3 separate regions of the Homo sapiens genome follow, and all the other regions are linked to region 3. A link is a contact called in ENCODE Hi-C or POLR2A ChIA-PET data. All regions are on one chromosome and are shown on one strand. The core of a region is the stretch at or near the end of the contact, and the rest is flanking DNA. Distances in the headings are between cores, read along the strand shown. Region 1 overlaps EIF4G3 (eukaryotic translation initiation factor 4 gamma 3). Region 2 overlaps USP48 (ubiquitin specific peptidase 48). Region 3 holds the start of ECE1-AS1 (ECE1 antisense RNA 1).

The links. A loop is a pair of places that touch in the nucleus more often than their neighbours do. ChIA-PET counts read pairs that join two places held with the same protein, here RNA polymerase II (POLR2A). Pooled maps may share reads with other maps.
Region 1: a pooled map shows a loop between it and region 3 (10-fold over the local background). The contact joins the enhancer-like site here to the promoter of ECE1-AS1 in region 3. A Hi-C loop is called at or near these places in 4 of 37 single-sample maps with no recorded cell type and 8 of 50 pooled maps. POLR2A ChIA-PET finds 5 or more read pairs at or near these places in 2 of 52 experiments (AG04450 and activated CD4-positive, alpha-beta T cell).
Region 2: a loop to region 3 is called in a pooled map, with 11 times the contacts of the local background. The contact joins the enhancer-like site here to the promoter of ECE1-AS1 in region 3. A Hi-C loop is called at or near these places in 6 of 37 single-sample maps with no recorded cell type and 9 of 50 pooled maps.

What each region holds. Positions count from the first base shown.
Region 1 is chr1:21,020,949-21,024,872 of GRCh38, forward strand. The region is part of intron 4 of EIF4G3 (eukaryotic translation initiation factor 4 gamma 3); the gene reads right to left. Among named protein-coding and RNA genes, the nearest start is that of MIR1256, 34 kb to the left of the region's middle. RefSeq lists an enhancer at 1,452-1,596, a cis regulatory region at 1,519-1,529 and a silencer at 1,668-1,962. Within about 2 kb of position 1,508, at least 26 of the 41 ENCODE cell types and tissues checked have a DNase peak (open chromatin) inside an H3K27ac peak, as active enhancers do.
Region 2 is chr1:21,759,784-21,763,730 of GRCh38, forward strand. The region is part of intron 1 of USP48 (ubiquitin specific peptidase 48); the gene reads right to left. Among named protein-coding and RNA genes, the nearest start is that of USP48, 21 kb to the right of the region's middle. RefSeq lists an enhancer at 2,119-2,198. Within about 2 kb of position 2,433, at least 4 of the 41 ENCODE cell types and tissues checked have a DNase peak (open chromatin) inside an H3K27ac peak, as active enhancers do.
Region 3 is chr1:21,292,012-21,295,982 of GRCh38, forward strand. It overlaps ECE1-AS1 (ECE1 antisense RNA 1), which reads left to right and starts at 1,279. Exons shown (of 3, transcript NR_038404.1): 1 at 1,279-1,732; 2 at 1,923-2,199. It also overlaps a transcript of ECE1 not described here. RefSeq lists enhancers at 1,226-1,315, 2,157-3,356, 2,696-2,855.

The sequences.
Region 1 (3,924 bases), core at 258-2,757, 270 kb before region 3:
TTGTAAAAAGAATGCTGGCATTTATTTCTTATTTATGTATTTATTTTAATTTTGAGACAGAGTCTCCCTCTATCAGCCAGGCTGGAGTGCAGTGGTGAGACCTTTGTTCACGGCAACCTTCACCTCTCAGGTTCAAGCCATCCTCATACTTCAGCCTCCCGAATACCTGGGACTATGGGTATGCACCACCACCCCCAGTTAATTTTTGAATTTTTAGTAGACACAGTGTTTTGCCATGTTGGCCAGATTGGTCTCAAACTCCTGGCCTCAAGTGATCCGCCCACCTCAGCCCCCCAAAGTGCTGGGATTATAGTCATAAACCACTGTGCCCAGCCTATTTCTTCTTAGTGACTCTAGCTTCCCTTTCCCTTTTGAAATAATCTCTGATTAAAGTTTACATGCTACAAATGCTGCACCTCTGAGAGCAAGAATACTCAAATGTCAAAAAGAATAAACCATAACAACTCACAATTTCTCAGACAATGAGCAGATTATGATTATTATGTAAGCTCAGGCTTCCAAGTGCTCTCTCCTTCAAAGCCAAGCATGTAACAGGTATACAGCATAACAGTAACCATACTCTGACATACTTAAGATTCTTTCTTTCTTTTTTTTTCTTTATGTGGAGACAGAGTCTTGCTCTGTCATCCAGGCTGGAGTGCAGGGGTGCAATCTCGGCTCACTGCAACCTCTGCCTCCTGGGTTCAAGCGATTCTCCTACCTCAGCCTTCCAAGTAGCTGGGACTACAGGCGCGCAGCACAATGCCTGGCTAATTTTTGTATTTTTAGTAGAGACAGGATTTCACCATGTTGGGCAGGCTGGTCTCGAACTCCTGAACTCAGGTGATCCACTTGCCTCAGCCTCCCAAAGTGCTGGGATTACAGCCATGAACCACCGTGCCCGGCTCTGACATATTTAAGACTCAATTACAGTACATGGTAGGCACAAACCTTCAGTACAAGATGAATAAATCAAGAAAATCAAAGTAAAACTATTGCTACTATAATTTAATATTAACATAAAATCCAGCAAATACGTAAATTTCTATTTCAAAACAACATTTGCTATAGCCTCACAAAAAGGTTCCTATATGAAAATTTTGGTGCAAAAATACCTCAACGATGGCACTAAGCACCGAAAATGCATATCTGTCCAAAGTATAATCTAAAATGGTACAGAATTATTTTATGGATAATTTAAAGGCTATCTTCTTTTGCTACCTTTCATTTAAATACCAAAGATTGCACCTTAACAATGTAAGAAATGAAATAGTACTGGCTGACTATATATCCAGTTATTTATAAGGGAAAGCACTCAATGATGGGTGTCCATTATGATTTTTCTATCTGATTATGCTAAATGTAGTACAAAAACCCCACAAGTTATTTTTAGGTCATCACTGAGTTGGTTAAATAAACATTATGTCTGCCTGTGTAATGTGACTCCCGTAGTACTTACTCTGTCGAGAATAAACAGACATCATGCACACTGAATCATATGAGACAGGTTCAGAAAACAGCTGAGTCACCGACCATTAGCCCTTTACTTCCTGTTCACAGTAACACAGTGGAAATTTCTACCTCACCACAACATCAGGCTTCTTTTCCCATTCCCACTAATAAGTTATACTTTCCCTCAATAACACCAACCAGTTTGTGTTAAAGCTCAATTTAGACATCACATAGTTCTATTATGTTCTAATATTCCCAACCCACACACCAAGTTCCTGACAATACAAAAACAAAGACAAGTAACATTAGGAGGTTAATTAGGTTGGCATGCGTCATCACAATTAAGCTAGGTCTATTTGGAAAAAACCAAGTCTCTCCAGTTGACCTACAGGTGGAAGTATTACAGTATCACCTCACTGTCCATGTAGCTTGTACTTTTTTGATATGGCCAACAGATCCCCTAGGTTTTCTTTCTAAAGCTTCCCTGAATTACATGGTAAATGTTCTTTTACTATGAATAACAAGCTTTAAAGCAAAATCACTTTCAGTTTTCTTTCCTTCGAGGATGCTAATTAGTAGTACCCTCAGTTAAAAACATTAGGCACGCAAAAACTTTTACTCACATTAGAATGAAAAAAACTCTCAAACTATACTTGACTTCAGATGTAGCAATCTAACAAGTTTGTGAGTTTTTCTTTTTTGTTTGCAGTAGCAATTCTAAGTCATGGAAATCAAGTTGAAAAAGACACGATTCCTATGCACAGGGATTTACAATTTACCTAACAACAGTAAAAATGACATAGAAAGTGGTGTAAGGGCTCTCCCTCTCCCTCCCCCTCCCCTCCCCCTCCCCCCCTCCCCCTCCCTCTCCCTCTCCCCACGGTCTCCCTCTCTTTCCACGTCTCCCTCTCATGCGGAGCCAAAGCTGGACTGTACTGCTGCCATCTCGGCTCACTGCAACCTCCCTGCCTGATTCTCCTGCCTCAGCCTGCCGAGTGCCTGCGATTGCAGGCACGCGCCGCCATGCCTGACTGGTTTTGGTGGAGACAGGGTTTCGCTGTGTTGGCCGGGCCAGTCTCCAGCCCCTAACCGCGAGTGATCCGCCAGCCTCGGCCTCCCGAGGTGCCGGGATGGCAGACGGAGTCTTGTTCACTCAGTGCTCAATGGTGCCCAGGCTGGAGTGCAGTGGCGTGATCTCGGCTCGCTACAACCTACACCTCCCAGCCGTCTGCCTTGGCCTCCCAAAGTGCCGAGATTGCAGCCTCTGCCCAGCCGCCACCCCGTCTGGGAAGTGAGGAGTGTCTCTGCCTGGCCGCCCATCGTCTGGGATGTGAGGAGCCCCTCTGCCTGGCTGCCCAGTCTGGAAAGTGAGGAGCGTCTCCGCCCGGCCGCCATCCCATCTAGGAAGTGAGGAGCGCCTCTTCCCGGCCGCCATCACATCTACGAAGTGAGGAGCGTCTCTGCCCGGCCGCCCATCGTCTGAGATGTGGGGAGCGCCTCTGCCCCGCCGCCCCATCTGGGATGTGAGGAGCGCCTCTGCCCGGCCACGACCCCATCTGGGAGGTGAGGAGCGTCTCTGCCCGGCCGCCCAGTCTGAGAAGTGAGGAGACCCTCTGCCTGGCAACCACCCCGTCTGAGAAGTGAGGAGACCCTCCGCCCGGCAGCTGCCCCGTCTGAGAAGTGAGGAGCCTCTCCGCCCAGCAGCCACCCCATCTGGGAAGTGAGGAGCGTCTCCGCCCGGCAGTCACCCCGTCCGGGAGGGAGGTGGGGGGGGGTCAGCCCCCCGCCCGGCCAGCCGCCCCATCCGGGAGGGAGGTGGGGGTTCAGCCCCCCGCCCGGCCAGCCGCCCCGTCCGGGAGGTGAGGGGCGCCTCTGCCCGGCCGCCCCTACTGGGAAGTGAAGAGCCCCTCTGCCCGGCCAGCCGCCCCGACCGTGAGGGAGGTGGGGGGGTCAGCCCCCTGCCCAGCCAGCCACCCCGTCTGGGAGGTGTGCCCAACAGCTCATTGAGAATGGGCCAGGATGACAATGGCGGCTTTGTGGAATAGAAAGGGGGGAAAGGTGGGGAAAAGATTGAGAAATCGGATGGTTGCCGTGTCTGTGTAGAAAGAAGTAGACATGGGAGACTTTTCATTTTGTTCTGCACTAAGAAAAATTCTTCTCCCTTGGGATCCTGTTGATCTGTGACCTTACCCCCAACCCTGTGCTCTCTGAAACATGTGCTGTGTCCACTCAGGGTTAAATGGATTAAGGGCGGTGCAAGATGTGCTTTGTTAAACAGATGCCTGAAGGCAGCATGCTCGTTAAGAGTCATCACCAATCCCTAATCTCAAGTAATCAGGGACACAAACACTGCAGAAGGCCGCAGGGTCCTCTGCCTAGGAAAACCAGAGACCTTTGTTCACTTGTTTATCTGCTGACCTTCCCTCCACTATTGTCCCATGACCCTGCCAAATCCCCCTCTGTGAGAAACAC
Region 2 (3,947 bases), core at 1,183-3,682, 470 kb after region 3:
TATCAAAGTGGAAGGAATGACAGAATTAAAAATCTCCATTTGGCATACATCAGATTCAGAAAGGAATGAGGCAAGGATCATCACGGATGCTAACGTAGGCAAGTTGGAGAAATAACAATATTTACAATGTCTCAAAGTATCTCAGAAAAAGTTAATTACAAAGGGAAAGATAATAACTTTCAGTGGAGAAACTTGACAGACACCACCTTAACCAAATGCTTAAATTTAACACACCCAGTAATGAATCTAATTGACACCACACACCTTCTGGTATAATGCACAACACAGAATCACTTCTGTGATGTTCTGGCCAAAGATGCATGGCCTTAATTGAATCATGAGGAAACATCAGACCAAACCAACTCAAGGGACTTTATACAAAATAAGTCAGTGTCATGAAATACAAAGAAAGATTCACTAACAGTTCCAGATTAAAGGAAACCAAAGAGACACAACTGAATGTAACATAAGCTTAGGTTTTCTTTTGCTATAAAGGAACATTACAGGACAAAGTTCTGCAGATTTCTGTAGGATACCCACTAAAGGATTACTGATAACAGTAAAAGACTGGAAATTTATATGGAAGTAACAAAATAAATTACAATATAACCAAACAACAAAAACTACTGCTGTCAAAAAATAAAAAGGTAGGCCGGGCACAGTGGCTCACGCCTGTAATCCCAGCATTTTGGGAGGCCCAGGTGGGCGGATCACAAAGTCAGGAGTTCGAGACCAGCCTGGCCAACATGGTAAAACCCCATCTCTACTAAAAATACAAAAATTCGCCAGGAGTGGTGGCGGGAGCCTGTAATCCCAGCTACCCAGGAGGCTGAGGCAGGAGAAATCACTTGAAACTGGAAGGCGGGAGGGTGCAGTGAGCCGAGATCGTGCCACTGCACTCCAGCCTGGGCAACAAGAACAAAACTCTATCTCAAAAAAAATAAAAATAAAAATAAATTTAAAAAAAGGTAGGGAAAGCTTTTAATGTTGTGATATATAACGATATCATTAGTTGAAAAAAGGAAGGTGGGCCAGGCACAGTGGCTCACGCCTGTAATCCCAGCACTTTGGGAGGCTGAGGCAGGCGATCACCTGAGGTCGGGATTTCGAGACCAGCCTGACCAACATGGAGAAACCCTGTCTCTACTAAAAATACAAAATTAGCCGGGCATGGTGGCGCATGCCTGTTAATCCCAGCTAGTTGGGAGGCTGAGGCAGGAGAACTGCTTGAGCCCAGCAGGGTGAAGGTTGTGGTGAGCCAAGATCACGCCATCGCACTCCAGCCTGGACAACAAGTGGAAACTTTGTCTCAAAAGAAAAAAAAGAAAAAAAAAAAGGAAGGTACAAAACACTGCATATCATGTTGCCATGTTTTTTATTTACAAATGGGGTAAACACACCCGTTTGTTTAGATAGAAGAGTACATTATAAACTGGAAACAACCTTATCGGCAAAGATTATCTCTGTACTTGCCAGCTATAAGTCAGAAGTAAATAACACTCTGAACTTCCTTTTTTTTTTTTTTGAGACTCCCATACTGAAGTGGCATGTTCATGGCTCACTGCAGCCTCTACATCCTGGACTCAAGTAATCCTCCAGCCTCAGCCTCTGGAGTAGCTGGGAGGTGCATGCCACCATACTTGGATAATTTTTTATTTTATTTTTTGTAAAAACAGGGTCTTGCCATGTTGCCCCAGGCTGACCCCATCACTTTTTATACCTTTCAGACTTTGAACAATAAAATGTGTTACATATTCCAAAAATAAGTAAATAATTGTTTTAATGTTCAGTTTAAACATACTGTCTTCTAAAATATAAAAATGAAGCTGGGTGTGGTGGCACATGCTTATAGTGCCAGCTATTCAGAAGGCTCAGGCAGAAGATGGCCTAAGCCTAGGAGTTGGAGGCTGCAATGAACTATGATTGCACCTGTGAACAGCCACTGCACTACAGCCTGGCCAACAAAGTGAGACCCTGTCTCTATTTTAAAACTTTTGAAAAAATAAAAATGAAAACAAGTTCGACCAATTTAAGAACAGTTTTGTCAGCTTATATCAAAGCTAGGAGGGAAAAAAGCTTATTAATGAAATAAAGTAGAACCCATCCACTGTGGGGAGAAGAAGCTAGGGTTTTGTTTTAGTGCTTATAACTCATCTCTAATGGGAAAGGTCTACTATAAGAGAGTTAAAGAAACAAAACTGGCCGGGTGCAGTGGCTCCTGCCTGTAATCCCCAGCACTTTGGGAGACTGAGGTGGGCAGATCACTTGAGGCCAGAAGTTCAAGACCAGCCTGGCCAACATGGCAAAACCCCGTCTCTACTAAAAATACAAAAATGTGCCAAGCGTGGTGGCGTGTGCCTATAATCCCAGCTACTTGGGAGGCTGAAGTGAGAGAACCGCTTGAACCAGGAAGGCAGGGTTTGCAGTGAGCTGTGATCGCACCAGTGCATTCCAGCCAGGCTGGGCAACAGAGCGAGACTCGTCTCAAAAAAAAAAAGAAGAAACAAAACTGATTCTGAGACTGAGAAAAGTAACAGAAAATCTCTCCTGGGAACAGTGACAAGGATATACTAGGAAGGTTCTTTCGAAAGAAAATTACAGCTAGTGGCAATGGACTCTCCCAAAGGTCTTTGGCAGATAGGAAAAAATAGTGTCAGTAACCATGGTGAAAATATACCTCTAAAACAAAGTAGGCACTTATTTTGTCAATCCTTTCAACTCTGCTTTTCAAAGGTGTAATATCAAGTCTTGTTTGTTCACTCCCTCCTCTTGGACAAGTGGGTGGTAAAAATTTTTCACACGGGCCGGGCGCGGTGGCTCACGCCTGTAATCCCAGCACTTTGGGAGGCGGAGGCGGGTGGATCACGAGGTCAGGGGTTTGAGACCAGCCTGACCAACATGGTGAAACCCCATCTCTACTAAAAATACAAAAATTAGCTGGACGTGGTGGCAGGCGCCTGTAATCCTGGCTACTCAGGAGGCTGAGGCAGGAGAATTGCTTGAACCTGGGAGGCGGAGGTTGCAGTGAGCCGAGATCACGCCACTGCACTCCAGCCTGGGCGACAGAGCGAGACTTCATCTCAAAAAAAAAAAAAAAAAAAAAAATTCACACGACCTGGCTGGGGAAACAGATACTCCCATGTGTCAAACACAGACATCATTCTCAGAAAATAGTTCCACTGGATCTGTTTAGATTTTAGTCTCCAGTTCCTGATAGCAAAATAATTCAGACAATGAAGAAAAGGTAGGCTCTCCCTGTCCCCACCCAAAAATCATGCATACTCAACTGGTTCTAAAGCTGGCATCAAAAGGCAAACACAACCTATGGCCTAAATATTACCACAATAAGACTTTCAAAAGCTACTATGAGAAGCTGGGAGCAATCTGTATTATTAGGCCCCACAACACTGGCATTGTTCTTTTTAAATTTTCTTAAATTAATTGCTTGCTAGGTATCACTGAATACGTCTTCAGTCGGCTAGAACACCACCACAGCAGAATGCCAAGTGCAGGTGACCTGTGATAGACTACCACCCCAGGCCAAACCTATGGCTCCCGAGCCTCTATGGCCACACTTCAGGTGGGAACCAAAAAGCCAATGGCGGTGCTTTGCATTAAAAGGGCTTGGGCTTTCTAAACTTCTAAATTGTTGCTAAGCCTTTCATACATAGCCCAATATGGGGGGGCGGGGTTGTGTTTGTTCTCTTACTTGGAGAGGTAAAGAATCTACTTAACAAACACAAATAACAGCTGGGCGCAGTGGCTCACGCCTATAATCCCAACACTTTGAGAGGCCAAGGCGGGCAGATCACCTGAGGTCGGGAGTTCGAGACCAGCCTGGCTGACATAGAGAAACCTCGTCTCTACTAAAAATACAAAAAATTAGCCAGGCGTGGTGGCACATGCCTGTAATTCCAGCTACTCAGGAGGCTGAGGCAGGAGAATCA
Region 3 (3,971 bases), core at 29-2,528:
AGGACGTGGTGGTATGCGCCTGTAGTCCCAGCTACTTGGGAGGCTTAGGTGGGAGAATCGCTTGAAGCCAGGAGGTGGCGGCTACAGTGAGCTGTGATTGCACCACTGCACTCCAGCGTGGACGACACAACAAGATCTTGTCTGAGTAAATAAATAAAATAAAAAAAAATTCTGATATTACCACTCCCTTGCTTAAAAACCCTCCACTGTCCTGGAATGAAATCCAAACCCTTCACCAGGCCCCATGGCCCCTGCCCACTCTGGGCCCTCATCTTGTGCTGCCAGCGCCCCCTCCCCCACCAACCTCCTCACACAACTCCTCAGTTTCTACAAGTTTCTTCTTCCCCCAAGACCTTTGTAGCTGCTGTTGTCTCTATCTGGAACATTTTTTCCTCCTCTCTACTCTTCCCATGGTCAGCTCCAACTTCAGATCTCAGCCTACCAGCTCCTCAAATGTCCCAGGAACCCTAAGCAGTCCCCCAAATTCTCTGTTACAGCATCCTGTTTGTTTTCCTTTACAGTACTTGTTGCAGACTGTTTTGTTTCCATGTCTTTATCATCACTGTCTCTGTCCCTCTCCAGAATCCACAGCTTTACTGGGGCTGGGACCTTGTCTGGCCTGTCCAACAGAGACTCTCCATCACCCGGCACAGAGTAGGTGCTCAACAAACGGTTGTTAAAATCAAAGGGGGGACAAGTAGAGGGGAAGTGCCTTCAAGTTCTCAAGAACTCTCCTGCATCTAACTTCATAATGCCTACAGAAACAGGGAACACATCTAAAGGTCACAGGCCCTGGGGAGGCAGGGTGCATGGGAAAGCTCTGAATTCTGGAGACTTCTGCCTCACTCCCACTGGGTGGAGGAGTTTCCATTACCCATCCCAGAGAGAGAGGGGACTCTGAGGCTGCTTCACTTACTGCTGGGTTGCAGCTGGGCTTTTTCTAGAACAGGACACTTGGTTACACTACGTTACCAGGTGTCGATTGCCAGAGGAAAAGACTTTTGAAAAAGAAGTTCAGTTCACAGAACATCTCCCCGGGGCATGTGGGTGGTGTAAGGGATTCACCCGGCTGGTGTACGGGATTTGTCAGTTCTTTTATACCATCTCTTTTAAGCTTCTCACCCTTCCCTCAGAAGCAGGTATCACTGGTTCCTTTTACAGAGAATGAAACTGAGGCTTGGGGAAGTTAACTCGCCCAGGTGTGGTTAAGCGATGGCTCCTCCTCCTTCTGTCTCATTTCAGAGATTTCCCCCTTCTGGCAAGCTCTCCTGACCACCCTCCAGGGACCCCAGACAGCATTTGGTCCCTGGCTCTGTGTCCCCACACAGCCACCCTACCCCATGCTGCCTTTTACTGAGGCACACAGCATTTTAGACAGGAGAACCCTGATGGCAGAGGCTGGGTCTCACGGGACCCTGTCTCCTTAAGGGCTTAGTCTGGGGCTGGAGCCTCTACAGATGTTTGAGCAAAGGCGGGAGGCAAGGGAGGGAGGCCGGAAGCCACCCCAGGGACTCTGATGTCCACCCTGCGGCAGCCTGTCTGTGGACAGATGATGCAGGAAGCTCACGGAACTCCCAAGCAGAAATCAGCAGAGATGGAGCCTGGTTATTTTTCAGCACACAAAAGCCGAGGGCCCCTTCCTGAGATGCCTGCCTCAGCCCGGTAGTGAAACTGAACCCACCTCAGACGGGAAAGGCTTGGCGGGCTCTGCTTGGTGGGAAGTCCACAGTGGGTGAGTGACATTTCAACAGCTGCCTGGGGCCCTTCGCCCAGGGCCTTCCATTCACTACCCCAATGGCTCCCCACACCCACCTAGAGCCTCAGCCTCACAAGTACCGCTTCCAGCTTACAGAGAGGGGGAGGGGCCTAGACAGACCAAAAACCAACCATGCCACTTGACAAATTCTCTCCTAACCCCACAGTGCCTCGTCCCTGAGATGAGAATCATCACCTCCGCTTTACAAATGAGATGACCAAGGGTCAGAGAGGAGAAAGGACCTCCCCCCAGCCCTGAGTCACCTGCCTGGAGACTGAGGGAGCCATAATGCGAATCTTCCCCTTGCCAAACCCACTGACTCCATTACGCTGCCTCCAGAGAACCCGAGCCCCGCGGCGAGAAAGTGGTAGAGCTGGGCCTCGAACCTGGGTCCTGGACTCTTGGTCCTGTGCTCCTTGTGGAAGATGGAACTGCTTCTTCAGGTGGGAACCTCACAGAGTCTGGGTGCCCTGGGCAGACTGAGGCTCTGGGCTGACAGGGCAGCCAGCACTTATTCTCCCTAATTGTCTCATTTGCAGTTGTGGGTGCCACGCCTGGCCCCGAGTGTGTTGGGGAAGGTAAAGAACCTCCACTTTGGTCTTCTCAGTTCCCTTCCTGGCACTGTGCAGCCGTGGAGGAGAAATCTGGGTTGAATCTGGGTCTAGTGTTCAAGAGGAGGGCCTGGCAGAAACCAAGAGTGAAGGGGTGGAACCACAGCTCCCTGTGGACTGCCCCGTCCTCAGTCCCCGGTGCCCCAGCTGCACAGAGGAAGTGATGACAGCCAGATGAAGGTGCAACAGTGCCCAGCTCTGGAAACTCCACCCTTGTAAATCAAAGGCCTGTGGTGAGCAGAAACGAGAAATATAAACACGCACAGGTTTCTGGCGACAAAAGCCTCCTGGCCTGGTAGCACCTGGGCATGACCCCCTTTGCCCAGACGACATTAGTCACTCATATGGCTCTTGCGTTTGGTTGGCCAAAGGCGGGGGATTGTTAAGTCATCTTGGGGTGATGAGGTGGAAAAGGGAAGCCCCACATGTGAAATTCTGAGGCCTGGGACTGAGCCACACCCTCCACAGCTACTTTCACATTGTCTCTAAGCCTCAGCTCCTTAGAGACGCTGCCCTTTGTGGCCGAAGTCCCCATCAGTTACTACTTTTGGTGCTGGTAATTGGCTGGGATCTGTTCAATCTTTACATGTCATCTAAAACACACTCATATTATCTGGTAGCTAAACACTTATATTTCACAGATGCTATAATGTAGTGGGTAAAATCTCTGGATCTAAACCTCATTTCAGATCCCCAGTCTGAACTTCCCAACTCTGTGACCCTGAGCAAGTGACTCAGCCTCTCTGTGCCTCAGTACTCATCTGTCAAATGAGGAGGATGATGATAACAATAGTACCTCCCTCATAGGACTGTGGTGACACTTAAATGAGTTAATATAGATAAAGTGCTTGGCTGGGCATGGTGACTCATGCCTGCAATCCCAGCACCTGGGGAGACCCAGGCCGGAGGATTGTTTGAGGCCAGGAGTTCAAGACCAGCCTGGGAAACACAGCAAAACCCTGTCTCAAAAAAACAAAAACAAAAACAAACCCAAGTAACACAACTTTGGGCAAGGGATAAGATATAAAAATATGGCTATCATTTCTAAAGATATGCCACTTGACATTTATTATTATTACATTATCCATTATATTTCCCAGTATTTTTCACCAGAGAAATTTCCATGTGATTAGCTTATTTTAAAATTTACTATGAAGTTCCTGAAAGTGTAAACTGCTTCTTTACTTTTTAATAACAGGAATCAGCTTGTATCTCTTTTTTCTTTGGCTGCCAGGAAACTCATAGCCAAATCAGAAACTCGCCTATGGGCACTTTCTTGGCCTTTAGGTTCAGCTTTTTCCTTGTCCACATTTTCCACTCTGTTTTCCGTGATTCTGATTTTCCATTTGGTATTGCATGTCGTTTTACTGAATGTATTTTATTTATAACCTATCATGAATCCTTTGTGGAACAGAGTTAGAAACAACATTTATCAGGCAATTAAGACAGACCTGAGCCCACTCACAGGTTTCCTGGCTCATGTGACCTCGGACATGTTGTTTTCACCCTCAGGTCTCAGTTTCTTCATCCGTAAAAGGGCCATTGTAAATACCGAGTAAGCTAGAACATGAACTGCCTGGCATCCAGCAGCCCAAGCCTGCGTG